2 separate regions of the Homo sapiens genome follow, and region 2 is linked to region 1. Evidence: read pairs that join two places in POLR2A ChIA-PET (ENCODE). Cell type or tissue: HepG2. All regions are shown on one strand. Links, peaks and the distances in the headings refer to the core of each region. The heading gives the core; the rest is flanking DNA.

Evidence for each region. Peaks named below come from ENCODE experiments on the same cell type or tissue, not always from the same donor. Only the 100,000 strongest peaks of a DNase experiment are listed, where the experiment ranks them.
Region 2: POLR2A ChIA-PET joins it to region 1 with 9 read pairs; 2 of 35 experiments call an interaction of 5 or more read pairs at or near these places.

The regions. Positions count from the first base shown.
Region 1 is chr11:19,976,776-19,981,167 of GRCh38, forward strand. The region is part of intron 10 of NAV2 (neuron navigator 2); the gene reads left to right. It overlaps NAV2-AS3 (NAV2 antisense RNA 3), which reads right to left. Exons shown (of 2, transcript NR_174949.1): 2 at 1,924-2,420. Among named protein-coding and RNA genes, the nearest start is that of NAV2-AS3, 2.4 kb to the right of the region's middle. RefSeq lists an enhancer at 1,706-2,905 and a silencer at 2,208-2,502. In HepG2, for the core only: no CTCF peak of the experiment used is centred there; a DNase peak (open chromatin) is centred at 2,156; H3K4me3 peaks cover 2,586 bases.
Region 2 is chr11:19,910,323-19,914,714 of GRCh38, forward strand. All of the region lies in intron 6 of NAV2 (neuron navigator 2), which reads left to right. Among named protein-coding and RNA genes, the nearest start is that of NAV2-AS3, 69 kb to the right of the region's middle. In HepG2, for the core only: no CTCF peak of the experiment used is centred there; DNase peaks (open chromatin) are centred at 789, 2,069, 2,459 and 3,419; H3K4me3 peaks cover 1,762 bases.

The DNA of each region.
Region 1 (4,392 bases), core at 136-4,135:
CTGTGTGTTCTCCTGGGGGATGGCTCGTGGCCATTGAAGAAACTTTGCAGCAGTGCAGTCTATATGCCATGGTCACGTCATCCTATGCTCTGAACCAAGGTGGTGTGTGTTGTGGCCACAGGAGACTGTTCCAGGCTTGAGTGACATAAGGGAAGATTTTACTCACGATGTACATTGAACTCCCAAATCCTCCTAAAAAGAACAAGTCGCTATCAACTTGGTGACATCCTGAAGAGCTGACAGTCCTGGAGGACAGTAGGAAATCGCATAAAGGGTGCCCCAATTTTGCATCAAGCAGAAAGGTAGGAAACTGGTTGGATTCTCTAAGTCACATTTCCCACTGGCCTCTGTCAGCGGTTGTTGGAAGCATTCCCCCAAAGGCATGAAGGCCAAAGATGTGTGGGTCTGTCCGAAGAATTGCCCACTAAGTCATAAAAATGAAAGATTACATTTCTTACCCCTCTTCCACCTCACATCCTCTTGTTTCTTAACTGTGTGGATTGTGCAGTCTGTCTTATTTATGGTTAAAGTCCTGTTACCACAGGGAACCCCAACTGAGAAAGGCATTGTCACCTTGGGCTTTCTCTCCAAAGGTTGTTGTTGGTTTTGTTTCATCTTGTGTCAGTTTGGGGTGACCCATAATCAGGAAGAGGCAATACTGTGTTCTTCGCTTGAATTTCACCTTTATTTGATTCTAAAATATGTAAGAATATGCTGTGAGTAGGATATTAGAGTCACTGCAACATGTCTCTGAACTTGTCGTGGGGGACAAAGGTTTTGATAAATATGCCACGTTTGCCTGAACATTTATGCCTAAAAACTCATTGAGGACAAAGTGGTTTCCATGTGTTTCCTTAGCAAAATTTTAAGTATTCACTAAATTTTAGTGCTGCAGTTTTATAATTCGCACTGAGAAATTAAGCCCTTTTTTTTTCCAGTCATATTTTTGCATTTCAGAGCATTCTCTTCTTCCTTGAGCCAATGTGGCCACTGCTTTTCTTTTCAGAGAGGTCAACTTTTTTCTTTTTTTTTTTTTTTTTTTTTTTGAGACAGGGTTTCACTCCGGTTGCCCAGGCTGGAGTGCAATGGCACAGTCTCGGCTCACTGCAACCTCTGCCTCCCGGGTTCAAGCAATTCTCCTGCTTCAGTCTCCCGAGTAGCTGGGATTACAGGCGCCTGCCACCACGCCCAGCTCATTTTGTTTTTTTTTGTTTTTTTTGGTTTTTTTTAGTAGAAACGGGGTTTCACTATGTTAGCCAGGCAGGTCTCAAGCTCCTGACCTCTGGTGATCCACCCACCTCAGCCTCCCAAAGTGCTGGGACTACAGGCGTGAGCCACCACACCCAGCAAGGTCAGTTTTTTTTTCAAAAGGATGCAGGCAGCTTTGTTAGACTCGCTGGCCGGTGCATCCTCCTACGACCCGGAGTGAAGTTGATTCATCTGTCTTCTCAGAGGCCCTAAACTAAAGGGATTCTTTTCCAGGTCTGTCCAGAAACTCGATTTGCATCCTAATAAACTCAGAGAATGAATGTCACACTGTATTATAACTGAGTAGAGGGGCCTGTGAAAGCATATGATGTTTGGGGATCTGGATGTTGATGACATTGCTCAACAACAAGGGCTTTTCGTCAGCCCCCATTAGTTTTTTCAATCTAATGCAACAAAGTATGTGTTGATATATACGTCCAGATATTTATATTGTTATTGGCAAGGAATATTACACACACATTTGTAATTATTCCATGTTTCTGTGTCCACGTTTCAACCAAAAGTGTGTCCAAAAAATAGAGACAGGCTGACGTGTCTTCGAAGAAAAGTAATTATGTAGGATTGATTTGTTTTCTGTTTGTTCTTTCATTTCTTGCATCTGAGAGGTTTTTTTTTTTTTTTTTTTTTTATGTCATGCTCTATTAGAAATGCACTCGACTAGAGCAAGTCGGTACGTATTTCTTTCCTTCTCTGTCCCCTCTCTCCTCACACAGTTCTTGACAGAGGTGATTTCTGGTGAGATTAGTGGCAGTCAGTTTGTATTACTTATGCAGGCCATGTTGAACTGTGAACTTTGGAAATGAGAAGCCACCTTTCGCCGCTTCTGAAGGTGACTCACAAAGCCAGTTTCACTTGGTTCCACATTGTTGCATCATTACATTTAAAGAAAGGGAAGAAATCTGTTTACTAAATGTTAGACTTGAAGTCTGGAGTATTTGTTCTAGCAGGTCCTGTTAGATTCCACAGCTTTTTCATAGCTAGTGTCAGTTACCAACCTATTCTGTAGAGAAAGTTCCTTTTGTAAAAGGCATGTTGCCTTCACAGGTCTGTCTTGACTGGAGGGATGGTGAGGACTACCCTTCAAGTCTGGCCAGCTCCCAGAGGTCTGGGATGACTCAGACAGGACTAGGAAATGGTGTGTTCTGAAAAATCTGTAGAAGAAAGTACTGATGAGAAAATGCCCACCAAAAATTGAATACAGAATGTTGGAAGAATCGAAAAGTCGACGTTCTCTTTGAAACAGAAGCCAGAGCCTGTTACTCATTAGTACCTTCATGTATCCCCCATCTTACAGGCAGAGGCCTGGCATCCAAGATGTTCAAAACCATCCCCCAGGTCCCATGCAGCCCAGTTCCTAGCTGTGATCCCAGTGTTCTAACAATAGTGAACTACTTACCCTTCTCTGAACATACCTTCCCCTCTGCCATTTCTCTCTGCTTTTGCATAGGTTATCCATGTGTCTAGATGGATCCTCTTTTGGCTGGCAAACTCCTCCGCACCCTTTAGGGCCAACTTAAACAGCACTCCTCTGCGACGCTTTCTCCCGTGTGTTCTCAAAGCCAGTCATGCATTCATCTGTTATACCACTTTTATGTAGCAGTAGAGCTATTTGCATGTCTTAGTCCCTAGTAGGTTTTGAGCTTCACCAGAGCAGGAACTAGGTCTTGCCACTCCTGTAAGCAGCTAATGATTAGGAAGTGCTCCCTATATGCCAGGCACTGGGCTTTCTAAACATATGCACTGTCTCATTTAACCTGCCACAATCCTATGAGGGAACTTAAACTAGAAGAAATTGCGCTGAAATGCGACAGTTGGGATTTGAACTCACCTGCCTGCGCTGGGATCTTAACCACAGCTCTGTTTTCCTCATCTGAACAATAGAGATGACAATAACACTTGATAAGATTATTTTGAAGGTTGAATGCCATGATTTATGTGAAGCACTTAACACAGTACCCAGTGAGCATTTAGTACCATTAGTGCTTACTAACAATGATGTATACTAGGTCCTTCAGCCAGCAAGGGGCAGAGAAGGCATTTGAACAACTTGGGTCTAACAACAGTCATGTTCCTTAACCCTGATGCTCATGGGCCACCCCAGGGAAGCAAGAAAAACACCCCACAGACACCTTGTCCCTTTAGCAGAGGCTCTGACTCTTTCCATCCAGGGGTCTCTGGGGAAGCTTAAGAAGGTGGATGCGGAGAGCCGCCTCCACCCACCTATCATGGCAGAACTCGGGAGGGTAATGGGGAGATGGTTCAGTAGCTTAGCAACTGAGGCAAGAGTCCACTCAGAAGACATTAGGATGTTACCAGCACCTCATTAGGCTCCAGCACTAATTATTTATCTCTCCAAGGAGAAGGAAAGTGTGGCATGGGTGTTCTGAGATTGAGTTCTTGGATCAGCTGGTTCCTTTGCTTGTGACCTCAGACAAGTCATTTCTTCTTCACCCAGTGTGAGCCTCTTATAAAAGCTCCTCAAGTGGAGGATGAGGCCATCAGTCCTCTGGCTCCCTGAACCTTCAGAAACACAAGCTTTTTTAACACTTCTGGGCAAAAGCCAGTGTTTCAGATAAACACACCCGTGGCTGCTTCATCTGTAAATTATGCTTTCTTAAGGCCTTCACTTTGTTAAGGCAGTCTATATTGATGTATACAATAGCCAATTCCTATACAAATTTTGGTCCAGCAAACCCAAATTTGTATATTTTTCATTGACTGTATAATACAGGAGTTATTTAAAAATATATACAGAGCTGTTTGTAAATCATTGTAATTGGTGGATAATAATTTAGAAACATTTTAAATTAATTTCTTGAGTGTGAGGCTGGCTCTAACCACAGCTCTGTCTCTGGTGCTGTGCCGTCTCCCAAGGAGAGACATACAACAGAATTTATTTCAAAGAATATTGTTGTTTAAAAAACAGTTGAACATGTGTTTACATATCTCTAAAAGAAGAGGTAAGTTCCCCATTTTCCTTATCACTCTGCCTGCCCTCCCTCTACATGCGCACGATAAGTGAAATAGACTTGCAGTCTTGAAACTAGATCATTGTCAGACTAGTTGCATTCACCTCCCTGACTTTCATTTCTTCCTACAGTTTGAGAAGGCAGAAGATCCTGA
Region 2 (4,392 bases), core at 269-4,268, 66 kb before region 1:
ATTGCTGGAGGTGCAACTATGAACAAAACCAGCCAATGCCAGATGAGTGGTCCAGGCAGTCAGAGTCATGGAAATTCAGAGAAGAAAGTGGAAGCTTAGGGACTGGGAGAAGGTAGGCAAGGAGAGTTCATATAGAATTGGAGCTTAAAGGAAGAGTATGAAGTTCTTGAAAAACTGTATAGGGACACTGTAAATCAGAGGCGCCCTGGAGTTTGTTTTCTGACATATCAGCATGTTAAGAAAAAAACATAACTAGCCAGGCGCGGTGGCTTATGCCTGTAATCCTAGCACTTTGGGAGGCCGAGGCAGGCTGATTGCCTGAGCTCAGGAGTCCAAGACCAGCCTGGGCTACGTGGTGAAACTCCATGTCTACTAAATACAAAAAATTAGCCAGGCGTGGTGGTATGTGCCTGTAATCCCAGCTACTCGGGAGGCTGAGGCAGAAGAATTGCTTGAACCTGAGAGGCGGAGGTTGCAGTGAGCCGAGATAGTGCCACTGCACTCCAGCCTGGGTGACAGAGCGAGACTCTGTCTCCGAAACAAAATAAAATTAAAAAATAACCAAACACCACATGTAAAAATATCATGATAATTTGAACTCATTTTTATGAGGACAATGATCACTTCTCCCCCAAAATGCCCTTAAGTGTAAGGTAATGCTTAATCCCTGTCTCACTGGCTTTTACAGTATCATCATTTTGCAAGCACATTTTTTTTTTTTTTTTTTTGGTCTTGATTTCATTTAGGGCAAGGACAGGGCTTAGCAAATATTTGTGAGCTGGAAGTGAACTGTAGCCAACTCTGTTGGCTATATGGTGCCTGAAATCCCAGCATGTGCCAGATGCTGTGCTTGGAATAGGGACAGGACACGTAGCACAGAAACAGACACTTGTAATATCCTGTGATAAGTGTCTATAGGACATTTATGTCTGGAAGGAGCATCCAATCCAATCTTGGAGGAGTCAGGAAGATATCCTGGAAGAAGTGAGGTCTAAGCTGAAAGGTGCATTAGCTATATACAATAAGGAAAGCGTATTCTAGACAGAACAGCGTGTCCAAAGTCTAGATGGTAAAAGGGGACATGGCATGATAGAGGGAAGTTGAGTGTGTATATGTGTGTAGGTGTCTGAATGAAGTAGGCAAAATGACTCTCTCAATTCTACCCAGCAAATTGGTGCTAGACTCCAAGTTTTGTGAGGGCAGGGAGCATGCCTGTCATGTTCAATAAATCCTTGTTGAAAGAATTGAGAGGACGGTGGCCAAAATGGGATCAGAACCCAGGCTTTCTGAATCTCTTTGGTGTTTTATCCTGTCACCTCACTCTAAGAATTCTTCATCAGTTCCAAATTGACCTCAGACAGTGGATGACCTAGAATGCCTACCCAAGCCAGTCAGGGCAGAAATCAATTTCTTGGTGGGGGACAGAGCTGCAGCAAAGGCGGAAAGACTCCAAACTTCTGTCCAAGGAGCTTTGCTAATAACTTGGTTGACTTACAGCGAAAGGGAGAGCGCATCTTGATCCAGTGATCGGTTTATTTGTGGACATGGGGAAACCTGAGAGAGCTCTGTGGTGATGAAGTTCTGGGCCACCTAAATTCTAGTAGGTTTCAGCATCTGTTAGCAAAAGGCAGCCCTCAACCTTTGAGAGCACAAGTGGTAACATCTGCAGCCACTCTAGCGATTCTAACTGGCAAAAATGATGGATTGCAGGCATTTCATCATTGAATTTCTACTAGGTTACATCCTGACTTAATCTTTTGGTGCTTACATTCTAATTTTTAAGCAGAATGTCTGTGTTTGGTAGTAGTTCTTCAACTTTATCTCATTAAATAAAGTTTAGTGAACTGCCAAAGACAAGATGAGCTAGGGCCAATGTTTTTGAAATAGAAAAAATGGAAATGGAATTTACATCTGGACTCTAGGACACTTTGCTGCTTCATTTGCAGAATAAGAGCAAAAAAGTGATTCTTGTATGTTTCTATATCTCTTGCAAAAGTCCTCTTTGCTTTCAAACACCCACAGCTTTGAGCAAATGTTTACATTCCACTTAAACACATTTGGACTTTAATGTCTGTGCTGCTGATTACGAAAATGTTAAATAAATGAAACAGAAAATAAAATTTGTTTCAAGGTAATATTTTAGAATGCCTGACGCCCCTTACCCAGCCCCATGAGACTGGTCACTGTTGATCTTTGTGTCCCCATAACTGGCACAAAACAGAGATGCATTAAATGAAGGAATGCATTCTTTAGAGTTCATGTCGAATACTCATTGTCATGAAGACCGTCCTTTAGTGTAACTGGAAACCCTTACCCTTGGGACCATGTCCTTATAGGCATGTTTCTTCTTCTAACCCTGGTGTAAATTTCCAAGAGACCCAGACTGTGCCTTATTTCTCTTTACACCCAGCTAACCCCTCTGAGGAACATTACTGTATGTATACATCTTGCTCAACCAGTGTGTTTGCTTACAGACTGACTTCCCTAAGCTGTACTGCAGTTCAGAGAGAAACTAGATTGAACAGAACCTTTTAGTGCATTGTGTTACTAAAGGCAGGATTAAGGCATGTAATCCGAGTTGTCCAGGGAAACCCATGCATTCCTGGCTGCTATTTTAAGACCCTCCTCCTAATAAACTGATATCCTTCAGGTTTATTTGGTTTAACTCCTGCTCTGGCAGTTTGGCTTGTTTCTGTGCATCAGAGTCGCCATGAAAGCTACTCCTCCAGGATTACAGCTGGACAGCTGCAGAATCGCTGGCATTTTTCTTTCCTTAACTCTGTATTGACAGCAGGTTTGAATCACTCTGTCCTGTTTTGTGTAATATAACCAGGTCAGAAATCATTTGAAAAATAATTAGGGTACCTAATTTGATCTCATTTTCAGCAAAAGAGATGCATTGCCTGGTACATTTTGTATTTTTTGTGTTTGCAGCTTTATTAAGAAAATCAAAGGACCTCCCTCTTCTGCCCTTCTATTTCCTGCTAATTAGCATGAGAGTGTGGGGGAGCCTTTCCCAGTCTGTAATATCCCATCAGCCCCACATCCTTGTATGTTGTCTTGTAGAAACCTGTCTGCTCATTCCTTCACTGTTGGCCACCCCAGTTGGTCTTATCTTCCTGTCAGCTGGGTTTCTGGCTAGCTTTCTTAAGCTCACACCAATCCCTGGCAGAGCTCCTCTTCATACAGAGAGAGGCAGAAATCCTGCAAATTGTAAACTAGCAAAATGTACAAATTTAGCCAGAACTGTCTATGTGTGCCCCTGCCCGGTTATAAGCCAAATTCATGCCGTGCCTTTGCCTAAGAGGATGAGACTTCGAGGCACAGAGAGAAAGGAGGGAGGCTGTCAAAACTCTGGTTCCAGATCTGCTACTAATTCAGAGTGACCTTGAGTAGCAATCACGCACTCTGGGCCTTAGATTCCTCCATCGCAGTGCTTCCTTTTAGTTCTATGTACTTTGATCAAACGATAGTTACCTGATGGATGGTGACTAGCTCTACGCCTTTTTTTAACCCTGTGCCTACCTTAGTCTCCTATAGGGACCGCATAGTCTCCAAAAACTACTACAACTCTGGATAAAACCTTGTCTTGGCAAAACCTAAGCAAAGGCTTGATCCGTGGAAACTGCCTTTAACCTAGACATCAGCTGTGGACTCCCCGAGCCAGTGTTATTGCTGGAGTCAGCTCCTACTAGCACATCAGAGCGAATTTTTTAATTTTCAGGAGTTTTGCAAGCCTGTTGATGTCATGCTGGTAGCTAGACATCTGCCATAGCAGGAGTATCTACACCACAGGAATTGGCAAACACTATGAATGAGAACTTTTCTTTTTTCCCTCCAGAATCAATTGTTAGTCATTTGCCAGCCATTAAATGTGAATTGGAGAACTCACATGTGGAAGACCCAGTGTCCTTTTTAATCTTTTTGGAAGTGTTTCCTTTTGCTTATTTTGTTTTGTTGGGAGAAAGGTGGTGTCACATTACTGTCGGTCACTATTTTTGCCTAGTCTGTTCTGCCGAAATACTTGCACTTACAGGTCATGTATCTTCATTCTCTGTGTAATATCCCTCTCTTACCCATGGGAACCACCCCAAATCATTCTCAGAAAAGTGATACAGGCTTTGGGCATTGTGGACTATTCCTGAATGTTTAGGGCCTTGGAGGGGTTATACGATTGCAATACAAACCGCTTAAAATTTAATATTGTTGTTCCTGTTCTTTTTTTTTTTTTTTGAGACGGAGTCTCGCTCTGTCGCCCAGGCCGGACTGCGGACTGCAGTGGCGCAATCTCGGCTCACTGCAAGCTCCGCTTCCCGGGTTCACGCCATTCTCCTGCCTCAGCCTCCCGAGTAGCTGGGACTACAGGCGCCCGCCACCGCGCCCGGCTAATTT